Regions from separate parts of the Mus musculus genome. Here region 2 is linked to region 1. The links are chromatin contacts, found by Hi-C or POLR2A ChIA-PET in ENCODE. All regions are on one chromosome and are shown on one strand. The core of a region is the stretch at or near the end of the contact, and the rest is flanking DNA. Distances in the headings are between cores, read along the strand shown. Region 1 holds the start of Calu (calumenin). Region 2 holds the start of Atp6v1fnb (Atp6v1f neighbor).

Region 1 (5,848 bases), core at 1,269-3,768:
AACACAGGGATAAATATACAGTCAATCTAGAGTTGGTTGGTTTTTTGTTTTTAATTTTTGCTTGTTTAAATGCCCATTTCCTTCACTAGCTACTTTTATGCCACTGGGCCAGACAATGTTCTTGATTAGTGTGTGTGTGTGTGTGTGTGTGTGTGTGTGTGTGTGTGTGTTACTCTTAATATATGTCACATTGCGACAAATACAGAGGACTTAAAAATAGATCTGGACTATAATGGCCAGTAGATTTTAATGATATGATCCAGAAGTTGTCGTCTTAACAGCTTTAACAGGCTATTTCCCTCTCTTGAAGATTGCCCTCTGCCTACTACTCAGCCTCATCTACACCAGATGCTAGGAAGTGTTTCCTAGCAACATGGAGCATTAATAATATTCAGTAAGTACTATGTGTCCCTGCACCATGCACAAAATACAGTGCTTGGTCAACAGGGAAACAGTGGATGAGGGTGCAAAGAAAGCAGCTGCACTTTCAAACTGAACCTTCCTCAAGTCTTACTGGCTGATTAGACCCTCAGTGATGTGGTGAAGTCAGAACATTGCTAGTACATAGCCAAATTATTTTGGAACATATTTAACCTTCTTAATATCGATTTATTTAAGAACCTTTTACTTCTCTGTAACTGACCTAACAGCTTTATTAGGCAAGTCATGTGGACTGTAGAAACAAAACACTAATTTCCTTTGGAATGTATGGCTTAGCAGACCACTAGCTTTCACAACTCAAGAGCTAAGCGCATCATCAGATAATTTATCTGAGGGTTATACGGAAGGTTTTTTTTCACTTTGCTATAACCCATTCTCTGATGTTTCCATCAACGTAATTGAAAAGTAATTTTCTTTGTTCTATTACTATAAAAACTTCATCAAACTGTTACTACATTGGTACATGAAATCTGGGTTCCTAGTCATGGTCACTCACATTTGGCTCCATAATAAACTTTCTTTGAGATGAGAGTTGTATTTTGAGTTGGTGGTTTGGATGTTCCAAACAGTAATTGCACACTTTCCTTGTCTTAGGGCAAACTGATTTGCTTTATTGTCTTTCATGAACTTAGTCTTTGTTTTGACTGGACTTAAATTCTAGAGGCTTTGCTATTCATTTCATACATGTTGAAAATAAAGTAGCTCTCAGGCTGGTGAGATGGCTCAGTGGGTAAGAGCACCCGACTGCTCTTCCGAAGGTCCAGAGTTCAAATCCCAGCAACCACATGGTGGCTCACAATCATCCATAACAAGATCTGACTCCCTCTTCTGGAGTGTCTGAAGACAGCTACAGTGTATTTACATATAATAATAAATAAATCTTTAAAAAAAAGAAAGAAAATAAAGTAGCTCTCAATGAATACATGTTTTAATTTCATGGCATTGAGTAGGTGATGGGTTTACTAAGGTTATATAGTTCAGTGGTAGAATGGACAACTAGAATCCTGCACAGAGTCTGGGTTCAAACTCTCCTGTCCCCCGCCCCTCCAAACAAACAAACAAAAAAACAAATTGCTAATTTCCTATGTTTCTTTTAAATCAGGGGCCTTCAACGCAACGGGTTTCTTCCATTCAGTTTCTTCTATTCAGTTCACTTAGTATTGCTGAGAATTTCCTTGGACCTGGGCTGTAAGCTGGGAGCTCCTGATGTGTAAGTCAGGCAGATCTTATTTTGGCACTTGGTCTAATCGAAGACATAAGGACAAGCACCGTTATTAAACAATATCTGGCTGCGTACTGAAAATGCAAACTGCCAGGAAAGCACATGCGTATTATCTGTTTACTGACCAGGAAAGATTCCTAAAACTAACACCTTAACTGAGCACTGGCAACTTCACGACTACAGCTTCCCCTAAGACATTCCAGGATGACAACCTGTTTCATGACTGATGGCTTTCAGTAGCTGAAAAATCGAGAAAACATACTTCAGGCAGAGGAAGCCGCTTTGTGGACAAAGACCACATGGGTGTAAAATGTAAGGCTGTAAGGCTGTTAGGGGAGGCCGGGATCATGATGGTTTAGGCAGAGATGCGAAAGAGCATGGTGGGTGAGAATCGAAGCTGAAAGGTGCGTGTTGGCGGGGCGGAGAGCTGCTCAGTAGATCTGACTCTAGAGCCAGAAGTTGGGCTCATTCGCAGTGGGTGGTGACGTTACAGCGGGACTATTCCGGCCCCAGGGGCTTGGAGGCAGGAAGAAAGCCATCGGAATTACACTAGAAGCCTAGGGAATCAGGGTTGCCTGCCGTAAATGAGGTCGTTGCGGTCAGTGGGCCAAGGTCAGCGAGCCGCGCCCACACACCCAAGAGCAAGGAGCTGGGACTCAGAGTCCCCACGGGCTGGGCAACCCGAGCTGGGCGGGAATCCGGTCCACGCAACTCGGCGCGCTCGCGGGGACGTGGCGATTTCCAGCCAATCCCGGCCACGCGATTGTGAGACCAATGGCCGTACGAAGAAGCCATACGTCAGCAGTGATCGTGCCGGGGATTGGTGTGAAGACCCCCGACAAGTCGGATGGGGGCGGGGCCATTAACCACTTCCGGTTGGGCGGTGCTTGTGCGCGGGAGCTCACTCCCTGGGTGAGCCGCAGCCACGGTATCCTGCGGCGTGGAGCTCCCGGGAAAGGTAAGTTCTGTGGTGCTGGGTGGGTCCTGGTTCGCTCTTATTCTGTCCGTCGGCCCTGTTCCCCATTCGTAGTGGGTGTCCTCACTCCGGTCTCAGTGCACCGGGATGGGCCCGAGGCTCCACTCTGGCCCTCAGAGTGCGGTCCCCGACTTGCTGTCCCGCAGCTCTGCGGAAAGGGTTGTAGCTCCCGGGCCCTGCGCCCTCCTGGGCACCGTTTTTGTGCCTGGTTTCGCGCGTCCTTGATCTCCTCCCCGGGTTCCTCCACTCAGTGTCCCTGGGACTAGAGGGTCACTTTTGTTTGTTTCCTGAAGGTCGGAGAGAATTGGGTAGAGAGTTTTAGTATCCGCTCCCTGCCACCTCGCCGGACTCTTGGGAGCTGCCACCCCGCCCCAAGGCCACATCCCGAGAATTGAGTTGCAAGTGCCAAGAAAGAAAGTGTTAGCTGTCTTACAGGGTGTAGGAACATGGAGAACAAAACGATTGAAAACATAATGTCATTATTTTTAAAACTTCTTGTTAATTAGAAAAGAACGTCGCAGTTTTCTATGTTTGGCTGGATATTGTCATTAATGGAAATAGTTTTCACGTGTTAATTAGGGAGTTAATTACCTTTAAGTAATCACGGGTTTTTTGCTTGTCATTCCCAAGTGTTCTGATTTTTGATATGCTGTATACAGAAGTGAGCTTAATTTTAATTCGCGATAGTTGCTGTAATTAAGAGTGGTTTGCATTTTGTAAAGTTCCTTTTGCATGAGTGGGAAAGATCAGTGGATCTGCTAAGACTTTTGGTTCTTTGATCGAAATTCCTAAGCGTTCAAAGCCTTGGAACAGGGTTTTTTAAGAATTGCATTCACTTCCTGTCATGAACCATCAAGTCAGCATTAATAAGTTGGGAATGATAGCGCTCCAGTTTAATTTAACATGAAGGTAGAGTGACCTGGAGTGGCTGATAATTATTCTTTGCTATACCTGAAAGCTGACCCAGGAGAAGTATATATTTGACCTCATTCAGTTAGATTTAAGTATCGAGCAATAGTCACTGCTAAAGAACTTGTGTTCTTCTGTCCAAATGTGGGACCAGAGAGAACCTATTACTTGTGTGTAAGATACCTATTACTATTACTATGTCTGTCTGGTCCGACTATGAGTTTGGCAGTGTTTCAGGGGTCTCCAACAGGATATTTTGAAGATTCAAAAGGAATCATGAGCTCATAAAAAATATAAAGTATGTGTGTATTCTTCTCAATGTCATTCTCAATCATGGTTGGGCGCCATTCATATAGTGATATGTTAATTGATGTGTTATATCATTGCTTCAGTACAGGAGACTAATATGTTAGTATTAGCTTAATTTTTTTTTGTAACATAGATGTGCCAGGGATGTTTCCGGAATAGCCAGGAATAGTCATGGGAAATGCTTGATTAAGATCCTGGATTCTTTCTAAGTTCGAGGCCAGCCTGGTCTACAGAGTGAGTTCCAGGACAGCCAGGGCTATACAGAGAAACCCTGTCTCAAAAACCCAAAAAAAAAAAAAAAAAAAAAAAAATAATAATAATAATAATCCTGGATTCTCTCTGGGCGTGGTGGTGCACGCCTTTAATCCCCAGCACTTGGGAGGCAGAAGCAGGCGAATCTCTGAGTTCGAGGCCAGCCTGGTCTACAGAGTGAGTTCCAGCACAGCCAGGGCTACACAGAGAAACTCTGTCTCGAAAAACCAAAAAAAAAAAAAGGATCCTGGATTCTTTCTATATAAACTTGGTTTTTTTCCTCTGTGGCTTTGATGTTGTTTTGCATGTGAGAAAGTCTCACTGGTATCCTTGGCTGACCTGGAACTCATTATATAGAGCAGACTGGCCCCAAACTCACAGGAGATCAGCCCATCTCTACCTCCTGTATACTGAGAAGATTAAAGGGATGCACCACCACACCCAGCTTTTCTATGAACTTTAAATATAAATGCCGTTAGGCTGTAACACATTAGAATTAAACAGATGGAATAATATTTATGTATGGGGACAGGTAAACCCTACCTTGGCATGCTTGTGGAAGTCAGAGAGATGGCTCGTGAAAGAAAGCTCATTCTCACGTTCCACCATATAGATCCTTGGGTCCAACTCAAGTTGTTAAGTTGGGTGGCAAATGCCTTTACTGGCTGAATCATCTTGCAAGCCCCTAAAATCACATATTTGCCTATACCTGGCTTTGGGCCAGATCCAGTAATAGAATTGGAAGTTGGAAAGCACATCAAAGCCAAATTGCTGCCACATATCCCCCAATTGATCCAATAAAATGTGTTGGTTTCTAAAAAGTACAAGACTTTAGCTTGGGAGCTATAGAGAGACTTTTTTTTTAAATTTTTATTTATTTTATGTACATGAATACACTGTAGCTGCCTTCAGACACACCAGAAGAGGGCATTGGATCCCATTACAGATGATTGTGAGCCACCATGTGGTTGCTGGGAATTGAACTCAGGACCTTTGGAAGAGCAGCAGTCAGTGCTTTTAACTGCTGAGCCATCTCTCCAGCCCTAGGGAGATAATTTATTTAACTTATGTAGCAATTGTTTCAGAACTGCAGAATCTGGTGGGTGTGGTGGCTCGTGCCTGGAATGCTAGCTTTTAGAAAGCCCAATTGGGAGAATTGCCTCAAGCCAGAGGTCACTAAGCAGCATATGGAGTTCTGGGCCAGTATGAGCCTCAGTGAGACCCTCTGCCTCCACTCCACTCCACCCACACAAACCCGGGAAAGGGAAATGTCTTAGCCACTGAGGGTGTTTGCTGCCAAGCTTGACAGCCTGGATTTCAGATTCAGGACGTAAATGGTGCAAGGTGAGAGTTGTTCTCAGACCTAAGCCCACATATGCCCACATGCATGTACATGCACACACACATACATAAAACAGCATAGCTTGTGGTCATTATTGTGGAGTAATACAAATGAGTTTCAAGAAAATCAGTACAGCTGGGCAGTGGTGGCACACGCCTTTAATCCCAGCACTGGGGGGGGGGGGGGGGCAGAGGCAGGTGGATTTCTGAGTTTGAAGCCAGCCTGGTCTATAAAGTGAGTTCCAGGACAGCCAGGGCTACACAGAGAAGCCCTGTCTCGAAGAAAAAGAAAAAAAAAGGAGGAAGGAAGGAAGAAAGAAAGAAAGAAGAGAAGAAAATCAGTACAAACTTCTTCCAACTGGCGTTATCAACCATGGTAGCTAGGTCTTTTCATCCAA
Region 2 (5,848 bases), core at 2,057-4,556, 120 kb after region 1:
TCCCTTTTGGGGCTCAGTGGGGTCCGGCCTACCGCAGGTCCACGAACTTTCCCCATCACATGATTGTGTGTCAGTTTAGGAGGGGAGTGGAGCTTATGGTCTGCACCAGCTGTAATTGGACGCCTGGAGCCTCTTGCCAGTGCTGACCGGCTTGTTCAGCCCTCTTCCGGGGTCTCTGTAGCGTATTCTCTGAACCTTAGTCTTTTCGACTAAGAAAACTAACCACCTCCAGCGTAGGTCCGGACAGTGGGCGCGTGTGTGTGTGTGTGTGTGTGTGTGTGTGTGTGTGTATACGCTTCATTTATCTTAGAGGCTTACAATTGTCCTGTAAGGTACTGGTTATTCCCAGTTACTAGTGAGAAAAATAAAGGACAATTGGTTAGGGCACAGGCACATTAGCCATAGGAGGCAGAACCCAGGTCAACTCTTTCTTTTTAATTACGGCGTTTGTGTGTGTCCGTGGGTAGGTGTGCACACATGGAGGTCAGAAGACAACTTGTGGAGTCAGTTTTCTTTCCATGGGCTTTGAGGATTGAACTCAAGTAACAGGGCTTGGATAACAAGCAGCTTTACCTGTGTCTTCTAAGTTACTACCCACTCTGTTTATTCAGCTCCCTGCAGTCTGCCATGGGGCTTCCATTTGTCTTGCGCACAATAAGCAAAACATCTGGGAAGTATGGCCTTCCCCAAAGACTTTGTACTTCAGATCTTCACATCATACCCTGGGTCGTAGTTTTTAAAACTGGGTGCAGGCATTCCTTTTAAGCCAGAAAGTGCACTGTTGACTAGAATTGAGGGTGCCAACTCTCTATTTTTTTTCCTCATTCCTTTTCTAGAATTACTATGCCAAATCTCAGGAATAAACTGCCCTCACCTGTTTCCCCTAAATAGCCCAGTCCAGGGATGCTGGCTGAGACTAGTTCCCACAGCCTGGAGCGTGGCAGGCTCTGACCTGGGAGACTGATCTCTTAGCAAACCAGTAAAGTGACCTCCATTGCCACTGGAGGACAGATCTTACTTCCAAGGATTTACCATGTTTCCAACAGGAAGGGGTCCTAAAATCACCAAGCCAAATCTACTCCATGCTCGACACAAAGTAGGTGCCCAGTGAATGACTTTTAATGAGTAAATACTTAGCTGAATGGGTGTGCATGTCTGTGTGTGGAGGTGATCACATGCGAGGAAGGCCAGAATGACAGTATCTGTCTGGAAATGGTGATTCCTTCATTGCTGAGTTTCCTCTTTCCATCTTGCCTTTGGCTTACAGCAGATGTCCTCCTGGCCCACCCCCTGCCCTAATCAGTATAGATGTGAGGCATCCAGTGGTCTCATTTACCCTATCTCAAAAATTTACTAAAAAGCAAAAGGTATACAGTAAGGAATCACCCTGCCACCCCCACCCTTTCAACCTCTATCAATAAGAAAATTTTGTTTTGTTTTACAAGACAGGGTTTGTGTAGCCCTCCCTGACTGTCCTGGAATTAGCTCTGCAGACCAAGCTGGCCTTGAACTCCACTACCATTTAGTCTTTTTCTTTCTTCTCTTCTCTTCTCTTCTCTTCTCTTCTCTTCTCTTCTCTTCTCTTCCTCCTCCTCCTCTTCTTCCTCTTCCTCCTCCTCCTCCATTTTTTTTTTTGTGGTGGTGGGTGGTGGTTTGTTTTGTTAATAAGGCTCTTGTGTTTCTAGACTTTCATGCAGACACAGAGGGGCTCCTATTTCTCTCTCCTCTGCCTCTCCTCCACAGGGGCAGCTTAAAGAACACACTGACTTGCACCCTGGTCTTCATTACCAGTTCCCTCCACGAGCTGATGTGTGGACTCCAACCCTGAGCTGTGTGGTTCTGAGCTCCTATGTGTAGTTGCTTCATCCAAGAAAAGAGAAGGCTGAAGGCCTTATACCTCCGGCCACTGTCAATTCCTCTTCTTCTCCCCCAACAGGCAATTTCTAAACAGGGATGACATTGGCATCATTCTCATCAACCAGTACATCGCAGAGATGGTTCGGCACGCCCTGGATGCCCACCAGAGGTCCATTCCAGCTGTCCTGGAGATCCCGTCCAAGGAGCATCCCTACGATGCAGCCAAAGACTCCATCCTGCGCAGGGCCAAGGGCATGTTCACCGCTGAAGACCTGCGCTAGGGCTGCTCAGCCCTCAGCCCTCCTCATCACCAGGCCTCTCCTGGTTTGCCATGCTCTATTTAAGTGTCAAGCCTTGGTTTCCAGCCCCTCCCTTCCTCTTCACTGAGTGGCTCGTAAGCTGTTGGGGTTCGGTTGTTCAGGTCTAGGCTGGGTAGAGAAAGAAAGCCCAACTGTTTCTCCACTGCCTCCTCCCTGTGCTGTTAATAGTATCGTTGTTGATATTAAAGGAATTATTCTCTCCAAATGGGTACTGGTATGGATACGTGAAGGTTGCAGCATTGGGGGACATTAGACTTGCAAATATGGAAAAGCAAGGTGAAGAATAATTGGTGGGGGGAATAATTCAAGGACTGGTCACCTGGATCAGAGACTGCCTTCAGCGATGGAGGACAAAGTTTGAGCCCAGTCTTTCTACCTTTGCTGCTTCACCTAGGGTCTTCACGGTGCTGGGAGGGGCCTGCCCAAGGGACAGAAGCAATTGCCTAGGATTGTCATTGTCATTCTAGATGAGTGTTCTCAATCTGTGGCTCTCCAAAACCACAGGGGTCCCCAAGACCATCAGAGATCACTGATATTTAAATTAATGAGTAGGAAGATTACAGTCATAAAGTAACAACAATAATGTTATGGTTGGGGGTCACTACACCATGAGGAAGTGCATTAAAGAGTCACAGCATTAGGAAGGTTGAAAACCCCTGCTCTACATAGAGCCTGGGGCCTACAGGTCTGGGAATCAGATGTTGAGTGAGCCTTTCTAGGCTGCCCCAGAAAAGGTAACCTGGGACTCTACCAAGGGCAATGGCAGGCAGAATCCTGGCTTTCTTAGTTAGGGTTCCATTGCTATGAGGAGACACCATGACCAAGACAAGTCTTACAAGGATAACATTTAATTAGGTCTGGCTGGTTCATAGATTCAGTCCATTATCATCAAGGCGGGAGCATGGCAGCATCCAGGCAGCCATGGCACAGGAGAAACAGTTCTACCTCTTCACCCAAAGGAAGCCGGGAGCAGACTGTTTCCTCCGTGGCTAGGAGGAAAGTCATAAAACCTACCCATATAGTGTCACACCACCTACCCCACAAGGCCACACCTCCTAATAGTGCCACTCCCTGGGCCAAGAATATTCAAAGCAGCACACTGGCCCTGTGTGAGGCAAGGCTTGGTTGCTAAGTGACCATCCCAGGGCAGCCACCCACTGTCCACTTGCTATGCCCACTCAGCAATAGCTACCCTGATACTGCTCATTCCTTTGCCACCATGTCGAGGCAGCTCAACATGGACACCCTGCGGCAAAACTTCTGGAAGGAGGAATATCTCAAAGAGATGATGTTGCGCTACGAATGGCAGCGCAAATATGGGACTCTGGTGAAGGCCAAGCAGAAGGCTAAGGCTGCATCCCGTCTGCCCCGAAAACTGCCCACCCTGTTGCCTCAGGCCTCAGTCGCACCACCACCACCAGCCTCCAAAACAACCCCGTCTAAAGCCCCCAGCCCTGCCCCAGAGCCTCTTTTTCTGTCAGATATGTACCCCGTTGCGCCTAACACCAAAGCCCTGCTGTATGAAGGCATCTCCCACGACTTGCAGGGGCGCTACCAGTATCTCAACACCCGAAAACTGGATCTGCCAGAGACGCGTTACCTGTTCCCCATCACCACCAACTTCACATATGGCTGGCAGCTGGGTGAGCCCCGACCTCCCATAAATGAGTCCCCTCACAAACACCGAGCGCCTGCCATGTGCTGGAGAGAACATTCAGGGGAAAGGCCAGATTGTGGGCAAGGAGATAGATGTAATAGAAGCTCTGTGAAATGAAGGAACGGTGGGGGGTGGGGAAGCGTGTGCTTCAGCCGGATCATTAGCACAGGCCTATCGCAGGCGTTTAAGGCTGAGGGCTAAACGACATGGGGAAGGGTTCTGTCCTAATTTGAGGGGAAGCTAGTGAGGATTTAAACAAGTGAGTGATGCTGGATTTGAGACACTGAGGCTCCTGGGCAGGTGAATTAGGCATCTGTGTTATCTTGGCAAGACGTGATTAGGATTAGAACTGAAATCAAGGATGTTTTAGACACCACTCCATGGGGCTTCTTGCCGGTTTAAATAAGACAGGGAGGGCAAGCAAGGGTGACCCACAGATTCTGTTGTAGTTGCTCGTGAGATTAGAAGAGGACAGGGCAGGTGGTATTTGAAGACAGGTCCGTGGTGGCCATAGTAGGTTCAGGATGCCACCGAGGCAGCTGTGTGTGGAAGCATGGCCTTCCTGAGTTAGGTCAGAGCTAAGAATGGAATTTTACCTGAAGGGAGTAGGGAGGTGGGCCAGCATGTAGAGGTGGCATCGGCAGGAAGGCGAGCACCTGTTTTTGTTTTTTTTTTTTTTTTCCTGAGAGACTGAAGGTAGGTCATCGGCCAGGACAGAAAGCAGGAGAGCCCTGGTGGCTTTCCAAAAGTGTAGGGAAAATACCAAGGCTGTATGTGCCATTGGGTTGATGAGGGCTCTGGAGTATCCATTCACTCACTAGCCTACGGGTCAGGAGGTCCTAGGGAGTGTGTCCCACTGCCTGAGCATGTGCAGAAAAGATGGGTGGGGGGAGCAACACAGGGACCTCGTTTTCCTCTGAGATGAAAGTAAGGGTCCGGCCTTCCCTACAGAAGAAAGAGGAAGCCCCAGAAGTGAGGTGGAGGTAGAAGGAAAGTCCCATGTCTCCACAGTTTGTCCCTGTGACAAACGTAGCTGAAAGGCACTCTCTGACCTGTTGGCCCTGGGGAGAGAGTGCAGTGGTCCATCATCTAGATGCCCAAAAAAGACCCCAGTGGAGCATCTTAGAACCCGATGATCATGGCAGACAGCTGAGTCCAGTTATCCAGCACCCAAACGGATTTTCCTGTAGTCCACACTTCTCAGAAGTCCTTTTTATTTGTTTATGCAGGGCAGGTACAACATGGGTAGAGTCTCAGGGCTATGTGGGAAACTCCTGTGCTCTGAGACCTCCTTCTCACAAACCCATTTCTAGTATCTGACATCTTTTCCCAGGCCCTCCAACAAAGCAAGAATTGGTCTCCTGCAAGATGTGCCGAATTGAGTCATTCTTCCGTAAGAATGGTGCCTTTGCACTCCTGGACCCTCGAGATCTGGCCCTCTGAGCTTGGGCCTGGCAGTCACTTAGGAACCAGAAGAAGAAATAAGAGGATTTCTGGTGGAGCCTCATTGCTCTGTTCGTGCGTGTGCGTTCGAGAATGCGTTCGAGACTCTCTCTCTCTGTGTGTGTGTGTGTGTGTGTGTGTGTGTGTGTGTGTGTGTGTGTGTTCTCCCTGGCCTTAATGGTTCCCTCTGGGCCTTTCTAAAACTATCTCACACCTAGTAGCGTCACCCCTTTAGCCTTTTCCTTAATCATCAGCTCCAAATCTCCAGGGGACCCAGCAAGGGAAGGGGCAGGTTGGGTAGGGTCAAAGCTATTCTCCAAGAGTAGGCTCCTCAGTGCCAGGGGACAGTAGCTCCTGGAAGTTCTGGGTGTTCCTGGGAAGACGGTGGGTTGTCAATCAAATGTCAGGGCAAAGGGGGCACCTACCATTCCCTGCCTGCCTCTTACCTGGCCCCGAGTGCCCGCAGCTGCAAAGTCCTGCCTCGATGCACTTGTTCCAGCAGTTCCCGCAAGATGCGTTGCCGTCCTGCTCTGTCCTCCTAGGTGGCAAGAGCTCTGAGTGGGTAGGTGTG

The links. Hi-C counts contacts between places; a loop is a spot of excess contacts on that map. ChIA-PET counts read pairs that join two places held with the same protein, here RNA polymerase II (POLR2A).
Region 2: a map of heart shows a loop between it and region 1 (2.7-fold over the local background). The contact joins the promoter of Atp6v1fnb here to the promoter of Calu in region 1. A Hi-C loop is called at or near these places in 1 of 37 maps with a recorded cell type or tissue (heart). POLR2A ChIA-PET finds 5 or more read pairs at or near these places in 4 of 5 experiments (Patski and embryonic stem cell).

The regions. Positions count from the first base shown.
Region 1 is chr6:29,345,588-29,351,435 of GRCm38, forward strand. Calu (calumenin) reads left to right here and starts at 2,519. Exons shown (of 7, transcript NM_007594.4): 1 at 2,519-2,621.
Region 2 is chr6:29,468,131-29,473,978 of GRCm38, forward strand. Atp6v1fnb (Atp6v1f neighbor) reads left to right here and starts at 3,307. Exons shown (of 2, transcript NM_001145360.1): 1 at 3,307-3,820; 2 at 5,168-5,299. The coding sequence starts at 3,397. The coding sequence ends at 5,277. Atp6v1f (ATPase, H+ transporting, lysosomal V1 subunit F) reads left to right here. Exons shown (of 2, transcript NM_025381.2): 2 at 1,937-2,379. The coding sequence ends at 2,138. It also overlaps a transcript of Kcp not described here.